Regions from separate parts of the Homo sapiens genome. Here region 1 is linked to region 2. A link is an interaction called in ENCODE POLR2A ChIA-PET data of the cell type or tissue named here. Cell type or tissue: MCF 10A. All regions are shown on one strand.

What was found. ChIA-PET counts read pairs that join two places held together with the same protein. Peaks named below come from ENCODE experiments on the same cell type or tissue, not always from the same donor. Only the 100,000 strongest peaks of a DNase experiment are listed, where the experiment ranks them.
Region 1: POLR2A ChIA-PET joins it to region 2 with 8 read pairs; 6 of 35 experiments call an interaction of 5 or more read pairs at or near these places.

Annotation. Positions count from the first base shown.
Region 1 is chr15:31,395,668-31,399,667 of GRCh38, forward strand. The region is part of intron 1 of LOC105370939 (a long non-coding RNA gene); the gene reads left to right. It also overlaps a transcript of KLF13 not described here. Among named protein-coding and RNA genes, the nearest start is that of KLF13, 71 kb to the left of the region's middle. In MCF 10A, no CTCF peak of the experiment used is centred here; DNase peaks (open chromatin) are centred at 1,644, 2,484 and 3,224.
Region 2 is chr15:31,463,486-31,467,485 of GRCh38, forward strand. No RefSeq gene overlaps it. Among named protein-coding and RNA genes, the nearest start is that of KLF13, 140 kb to the left of the region's middle. RefSeq lists an enhancer at 936-1,436. In MCF 10A, no CTCF peak of the experiment used is centred here; DNase peaks (open chromatin) are centred at 2,086 and 2,296.

The sequences.
Region 1 (4,000 bases), 68 kb before region 2:
TTCATAGCCATCGTCACGGATGTGAAGTGGTACCTTATTGTGGTTTTGATTTGCATTTCCCCGATGGCAACATTTCATCTACAGTTTTGACATTTAATTTCACTTAATAATATCACATCAAAATTAATTTGATAAAATAAAAATGGGGGAGGGAAACCCCCAAAGTATGTGGAATTGAGTTTCCCAAGTCATGCTGCTGCTTGGTGGTGGAGCTGAGATTCCGGCCCAAGAAGTCTGCCTCAGAGTCCCTGATCCTCCATCCTCTGCCTACTGGACATTCACCAGCTTTTCTGGCTGTTGTCCCCTCAGGGCCTGTGATACACGTGCCCTGGGAGGGTTGGTTTTTTTGTTTTTCTTTCTTTCTTTCTTTTTTTTGAGACGGAGTTTCGCTCTTGTTTCCCATGCTGGAGTGCAATGGCGCGATCTTGGCTCAATGCAACCTCCGTCTCCTGGGTTCAAGAGATTCTCCTGCCTCAGCCTCTTGAGTAGCTGGGATTACAGGCATGCGCTACCACGCCCGGCTAATTTTGTATTTTTAGTAGACGGGGTTTCTCTGTGTTGGTCAGGTTGCTCTCAAACTCCCGACTTCAGGTGATCTGCCCACTTCGGCCTCCCAAAGTGCTGGGATTACAGGCATGAGCCACCGTGCCCGGCCTAATTTTTGCATTTTTAGTAGAGACAGGGTTTCACCATGTTGGCCAGGATGGTCTTGATCTCTTGACCTTGTGATCTGCCTGCCTCGGCCTCCCAAAGTGCTGGGATTACAGGCTTGAGCCACCGCGCCCGGCCTAGGGTTTTTAAGGATAATTTGGTGGTTGGGGGGCAGCCAGTGAGTTGGGAGTGCTGATTGGTCAGTGATGAAATCTTAGGGAGTCGAAGCTGTCTTCTTGCATTGAGTCAGTTCCTGGTTTGGGGCCACAAGATCAGATGAGCCAGTTTATTGACCTGGGTGGTGCCAGCTGATCCATGGAGTACAGGGTCTGCAAAATATCTCAAGCACTGATTTTAGGGATCTTAGGCTTTACAATAGTGATGTTATCCCCAGAAGCAACTTGGGAAAGTCAGAATCTTGTAGCCTCCAGCTGCGTGACTCCTAAACCATAATTTCTAATTTTTTGGCTAATTTATTAGTCCTAGCTACAAAGGCAGTCTAGTCCCTAGGCAGGAAGGAGGTCTGCTTTGGGAAAGGGATGTTACAGTCTTTGTTTTAAACTATAAACTATAAACCAAGTTTTCTCCCAAAGTTAGTTCAGCTTACACCTAGGAATGAACAAGGACAGCTTGGAGGTTAGAAGCAAGATGGAGTTAGTTAAGTCAGATCTCGTTCACTGTCTGGGTTATAATTTTGCAGTGGTGGTTTCAACAGTGGCTCAGGGGCTGGTGCCTGTCCCTACCCTGAGCCCAGAGGACACTTTCCGTCCTCCAGTCCAGGTTTTTCGTTTGACTTTGCCACAGGAACATTTGCCAGGGGTCATTTCCCAGGCGGAAATGGGCAAAGGGGGGTTGGGAACAAGCCTGAGGCCCTGAGGCCAAGAGGGTGTCCAGGTTCAGGGTGGGGCGGGGTGGGGTGGGGTGGGGCGGGCAGGGCAGGGCAGGGCAGGGGTGCACGTGGCAGGGTGGGCAGGCTTCCCGGCGCTCCGCTCAGGCCACGCCCAGCGCCAGCATAATTACCGGGAGAATAATTACGAGCCCAGAGAGCCGCCGACCCCGCCCATTGCCGACCATTCTCAGGCCTGGGGCGGTGGCGCCCTCTCCTCCTCAGTGACGCGCACTTGCAAAGGCTGCAGGCCAAGAGGTCCAGACGCCTCGGAGTGGGAGGGGCCGTGGCCTGCCAACGTTGTCTGTCCTCAAGGGAGGGGCGCTGGGAAGTTCCTGGGCCTGTTTCCCCTTTGGGGTCAGGGCTGCCTCTTGCTTCCAGCTCTAGCAGCTGCTAGCAAGTCCTTTAACATCCCTGAGCCTCAGTTTCCCCATCTATAAAATGAAGATGGATTTGTTGAGGACTAAATGAGCTACTCTTTGTACAGTGTGAGGCTGATTTTGTAACATTATTATTATTATGTTATTTTCAACCATACCCAGTGGCCAGCAGCTCCTGGCACATCATAAATGTCAGAGGGATGAACTACACAGATGAGGACGTGGAGGGGGTCAGAGTTAGGAGCTGGATGTGGGGTCTGCAGACTTCTCTGGTCTTTGGGGGTGGCGGCGGGGGGGGTGGTGATCCACTCTCCCTGGGGAATTCTTCAGTCTTTCTCTCCTGTGCCTCAGCCTGAGGGCCTCTGGCAAGTGCCTCTCCAGGAAAACACCACCTCCCAGCTGCTCTCCGGGTCGACCCTGAGTTTATCTTGGGTTTTACGCAGTCCGGGGCCAGTAATTAGCCTAATAAGGAGCCTGCTAGGCCTGCGTCTCTGCTCAGGCTCCGATAGTTACCCAGTAATTTACCTGATCTCTCGGATAAGGCCTTTGCCTGGACAGGTTCCCACCACAAAGCACAGGATGCTCCTGCTCGGGCGGGGCCTTAATTGGTGGTGTTTTCAGAGATTCTCCAACCCTAGTTGAAAGGAGCCCAGGCCTCAGAGGCACAACCATGGCCATCACAGCAAGGAAACAGCCCAGGTGTTAGGGGACAGGGCTGCACCAGGACACAACAGACCAGACACGGCAGCACTGACGAGTTTAGAAGGCGTATGGGGGTGGCAGCAGAAGCTGCCAAACCAAAACAGCTGCTGGCATTTCGTGTGTAGTGGCTGGGAGCAGAGCGTGGTGGGCAATGAGGGAGCCAACTTGGCCCTGGGGCCAACCCCGCAGCCTACACCCAGGCTCTGGCCAGCGCCTATTTCAGGGGCATGCTCGGTGCTGCTGCCTGGCCCCCAGGGTACTCCCAGAGCAAGAGCCCACTGGCTCCTGGACCCCAGTGGAGAAGCAGCGACCCCTTCCATCCCAGGGCTCAAGCTCAGGGCTCCGAGCCCTCCCAGCCACCTTTGTCCCCAGGCACAGTACCACATCAGGAGTGTCTGACTTTGGAGCAGGCCCCCAGGCCTTGGAAAGATCAAGCAGGAGGCCAAGGCTGTTGGAGCTGAGAAGCAGGAAGAGTCAACCATGCACGGTGCCCTCCTCCCTCTCCCCCAGGGCAGCTATAGGACTCTGTGGGTGGGAAGAGCCTGCAGCCAGGCCAAGAAGCCGTGGGCAAGCCCTACAGTCGCCTAGTGCTCGCCTACACAGCTCCCTTTGATCTGCCCCACTGGGCGGGGCTGTGTCATCTACTGGGTTTTCCCTGGAGCCTGTGCCCAGGGAAGCTCAGTGTCACACAGCCCCAAGCATCCTGTGTGTCCCTGGCAGAGTGCGAGCCCCTTATCCTGCCTCAGTGAAGAGGACGGTGCTGGCTGCCCTAGAGGATGTCAGCACCAGATGGAGAAGCAGAGCAGACTCCACTGGGCAAAGTTGCAATCACCCTCTGAGAGGAGCTGAGCTCCCTCTGAAAACAAGGGGCCCCTTAGCCCCACAAATGTGGGGGCAACCCACATGGCAGGGAATTGCATCCCTGAGTTTTCCCCCTGCGGCTGGAGTGCAATGGCGCAATCTTGGCTCACTGCAACCTCTGCCTCCCAGGATCAAGCGATTCTCCTGCCTCAGCCTCCTGAGTAGCTGGGATTAGCCCAGCTAATTTTTGTATTTTTAGTAGAGACGGGGTTTCATCATGTTGGGCAGGCTGGTCTCAAACTCCTGACCTCAGGTGATCCACCCACCTCGGCCTCCCAAAGTGCTGGGATTATAGGTGTGAGCCACCGTGCCCAGCCTATCTCTGAGTTTTTTGCAGTCAGCTGTGCCAAACCACCACACACTGCCCTTGGTTTCCCAGAGCCATCCTGCCCACACAGGGGATTCCTTGACACCCACTGCTCCAGGTCCAGGCCTAGGCCTGCCCCCTCTACTCCTAGATGAGGTCCAAGGGTGCTGAAACCTGCACTAACCTCCGCCTCGTGGCTGGGTGCGGGACAAG
Region 2 (4,000 bases):
CCTTTATAATAATAAATATTATATATAATAGTAAACGTGTTTCTTACTGAGTTCTGTGAGCTGCTCCAATAAACTAATAGAACCCAGAGAGGGTTGTGGGAACTCTAACTTGAAGCTGGTTGGTCAGAAGTTCCAGAGGCCTGGACTTGCACCTGGTGTCCGGGAGCCGGGCAGTCCTAAGAGAGGATCTGCCCCACTTTCCAGGTAGACAGTGTGGGAGTTGAAGTGGAGGACACCCAGCTGGTGTCTGCTGCCTGGTGTGTAGGAGAAACCTCCACGCCTTTGGTCACAGAAGTCTTCTTCTGTGATGATGGTTGTGGTGGTGTGAGAGCAGAGGAAAAACACAACTGAGAGAGTTTTTCCAAAACAGTATCGTTGCTCATTCCTATTTTCCGGTAGGAAATGTATGGGTCAGGCGTGTTCCTCCAACTGCTTGCTCGTGACAAAGGAGAATAAACTGCTGGGCTTTATTTGATAATAAACAAAGCATCAAGCCCAACCTTCCAATTTTATTACTGTTGGGTGTAGCACAAGTAGGTTATGGATTCCAGATTATGAATTACTGATCAAAAACTGCAGTAAAATCTAGAACTACAGAATTAACTCACTGGTTAAGATACTAGATTTGAAAGGAGAAATAAATAATTGGTTGGCTACAGGCAACTTACTTTTTTTCTCCTGGGTGAGAAGAATAAAACATGAAAAACCCTGATGTGGACACAGCACGTGGCCAACCAGGGGTCTCTTCTTCCACGGTGCTCACCATGCAGGTGTCCAGCTCTCACCTCACTGCTTAGGGCAAAGCATTTTCTGCAAACGTGGGAACTCTGATAGCAGCTGTTCCTTGGACTGGCAGGAAATATTCTACGCTTCACTGGTTCCCACCCCTGAACCAGTCTCTGAGGTGCTCCTGCTGGTCCTGGGAGGTCAACAGCAGACAGGCTGGGGCTCCCGCCTCTCCTCCTCCAGAACTCCTCCTTCCGTTCTGCTGCCGAAGTGCTCAGGTGAGGGCTGCTGAGCTCATCAGAGCAGGGGACACGTGGCTCAAACACCCTCATCCACCCCACAGAGAACTCCAGTTCCAGTGGCTGGGATGAGTTATGGAAACCTGGAAAGTCAAAAACACAGAGCACAAATCTGGAACTGATGAGTGTTGGGACTTTGTTGAGACAGTCCGTGGAGGAAGGCGAGCTAGCACAGTGGGAGCCATCAGTGGCCTCATGCTGCCCAGCTCTAAGGGCTGGGAGGCAGGGACAGACTTGAGTGCAGGAGGGCCATGCTGTCTCCTGCAGTAAAGCCTGGTGGGGACGAGGACTGCTCTGGTCACATTTCCTTCCCTTCATGGCCCCTGCACTGTTTGTGACAATAGGGTGGACACGAAGGGGCCATGGAGGATGGTGCCCGCCTAGCTCTGATGACCTGAGGGCTGGCCAGCACCACCAGCTACTGATGAATGGCCCCTGGTCACTTCTGGCTTCCTGTCCCTCTGCTGGCTTGTCCAGGACAAGTGCAGATTTAGGGACTCGGCCAAGTTACCCTGCAGCCTGGCTTGGCTCCTTCCTCCCTGTGTGACCCTGGGCAGATGATCTTATCCCTTCTGAGCCTCATCCACAAAGCTGCATTGGTGATCCTCCCCGTCAAGGATGTGAGAGTGGCCAGGCTGTGTCACGACAGCCCTGGGCTCACTGTAGGAGCCCCCAGACCCAGGGGAAAGTGGCCACCGCCCTGGCTCTTATTGTCCCTGTTCCTTCTTGTCACAGCAGCGCCTATGCTAACTTTCCTGCCTTCTGTACCACTAAGGGAGGACACTGGGCTGTGTTATTCCTGGACAAATCCACAACACTTAGTGAGCCCAGCACAAAGCAGTCCTCAGGCAGTTTGTGGAAGGAGTGCACGTCCTATCTGCTGGGGTGCCCCTTTGTCCCCTTCTCTGTCTGAGTAGATCAGGGCCCTGTGCAGCCCTCACCTCCACTGAGAAGTCTTCCTTCCTGGGCAGTCCCTGCCTGGGGCAGAGCTGAGCCCTGGTGCTTTGTGGAGCTCCTCCCAGGGCACTCCCAGACACTCCCTGGGAATTGCATGGCAGGGAGTCACCTCTGTTCCCCGGGCAAGGGGCATGCCCAGGCTCAGGCTGCTTACCCAGCTCACCTGGGCGCAGAGGAAGTCTTCTCTTCTGCACCAAAGGAAAGGGTGCTAATCACACCATCGACTGAGCCTTCAAAGGCACAGGGGCAAATCAAGATCCTGGCACCCAGACACCAAACACCTGAGGGAGGAGAGGAGGCACAGGTGAGGCTGACCAGGACAGAGGGCAGAATGTGAGCTCCACCTCCAAGAGGAAGGGAGTAGGAGGAGGCATGAGACAGGGGAGGCTCCTGGGAGGAGGAACACATGGCGCAGGCCTGTGCAAACATGCCATGGGGCATGGCGGGATTCTGTGCTTCCATGCATGTGCCTAACTCAGATGTGGAAAACCCCATGTGCAAGGAACAGACAGCTACTTGGGCTGCTCCAGGTACGTTTGTGGGGGCTACTGCATGGGCACCAGAAAAATGGACGTGGTATGGTCCTGTCTCAGGTAACTGAATCCATTTGCTGGTGGAATGGAAAACCATGCAACCTGTTTAGATCACTGTTTGGCAATTTCTAATAAAGTTAAGTACACACTTCTCATCCTGTGACCCAGCAATTTTACTCTATGTATTTTTTTTTTCTTTTTTTTTTTTTGAGACGGAGTCTTGCTCTGTAGCCCAAGCTGGACCTTTGCCTCTGGGTCTCAAGCCATTCTCGTGCCTCAGCTTCCCCCGTCGCTGGGATTACAGGCGTGGGCCACCATGCCCGGCTAATTTTTTTTTCTTTGAGACGGAGTCTTGCTCTGTCGCCCAGGCTGGAGTGCAGTGGCACAATCTGGGCTCACCGCAACCTCCGCCTCCCAGGTCAAGCAGTTCTCTGCCTCAGCCTCCTGAGTAGCTGGGATTACAGGGGCCCACTGCTACGCCCAGCTAATTTTCGTATTTTTAGTAGAGACGGGGGTTTCACCATCTTGGCCAGGCTGGTCTTAAACTCCTGATCTCGTGATCCACCTGCCTTGGCCTCCCAAAGTGCTGGGATTACAGGCGTGAGCCACCGCGCCTGGCCCCGGCTAATTTTTTTGTATTTTAGTAGAGATGGGGTTTCACCATGCTGCTCAGGGTGGTCTGGAACTCCTGAGCTCAGGTGATCCACCCGCCTCAGCCTCCCAAAAGTGTAGGGATTACAGGTGAGAGAGCCTCCGCGTCCGGCCCACTCTATGTATTTATCCAGAAGAACTGAAAGCCTGTGTCTACCAAATGCTCACAAATGTTCATAGCAGCTTTATTCCCAAACTGGAAATAACCCAAATGTCCATTAATAAGAAAACAAACACAAATGGTGGTGTGGCCAATGCAATAGGAGACTATTCATCAAAAAACATTACAAACTGCTGAAACCCACAACAATCGCAATGAATCTCAGAAACCTCAGGTTGAGCAAATGAAAACTGACTAGAAATGGCACATGCTGCATGAGGTTTATACAGAATAAATCTAAAGTGAGCACACCTGTGCAATCGCTGCTTCTGAGGGCAGGGGGCAGTGGGAAGGGCAGGAGGGTCTCAGGGGTGGTGGGAATGTTCTGTATCTTGGCTGTGATGATGACCTGGGGGGTGTCTTTGCCAAAATTAATCAGAGTATACTTTGATATTTGTGTATTTTACTGTATATAAAATACACCTCAATAAAATTAATTTTATTGGAAAACACTGCAGATTTGAAGGTGAAATTTCTTACTTAGGTAGCCATATTGTAGACTCACAGCAGTGCATCAGGTTTTCCAGAATTCCAGAGCCACCTGACAGGTATGGAGCTCCTTGACTAAACGTGAGCCAGGCCCCCTGGAGAAAAGTCCCTGGAGAAGGGACCCGGCCATGTTACCCCAGATGCCTACTGCCCATGAGCCTGTGGCTTTTCTCTAGGGTGACTGT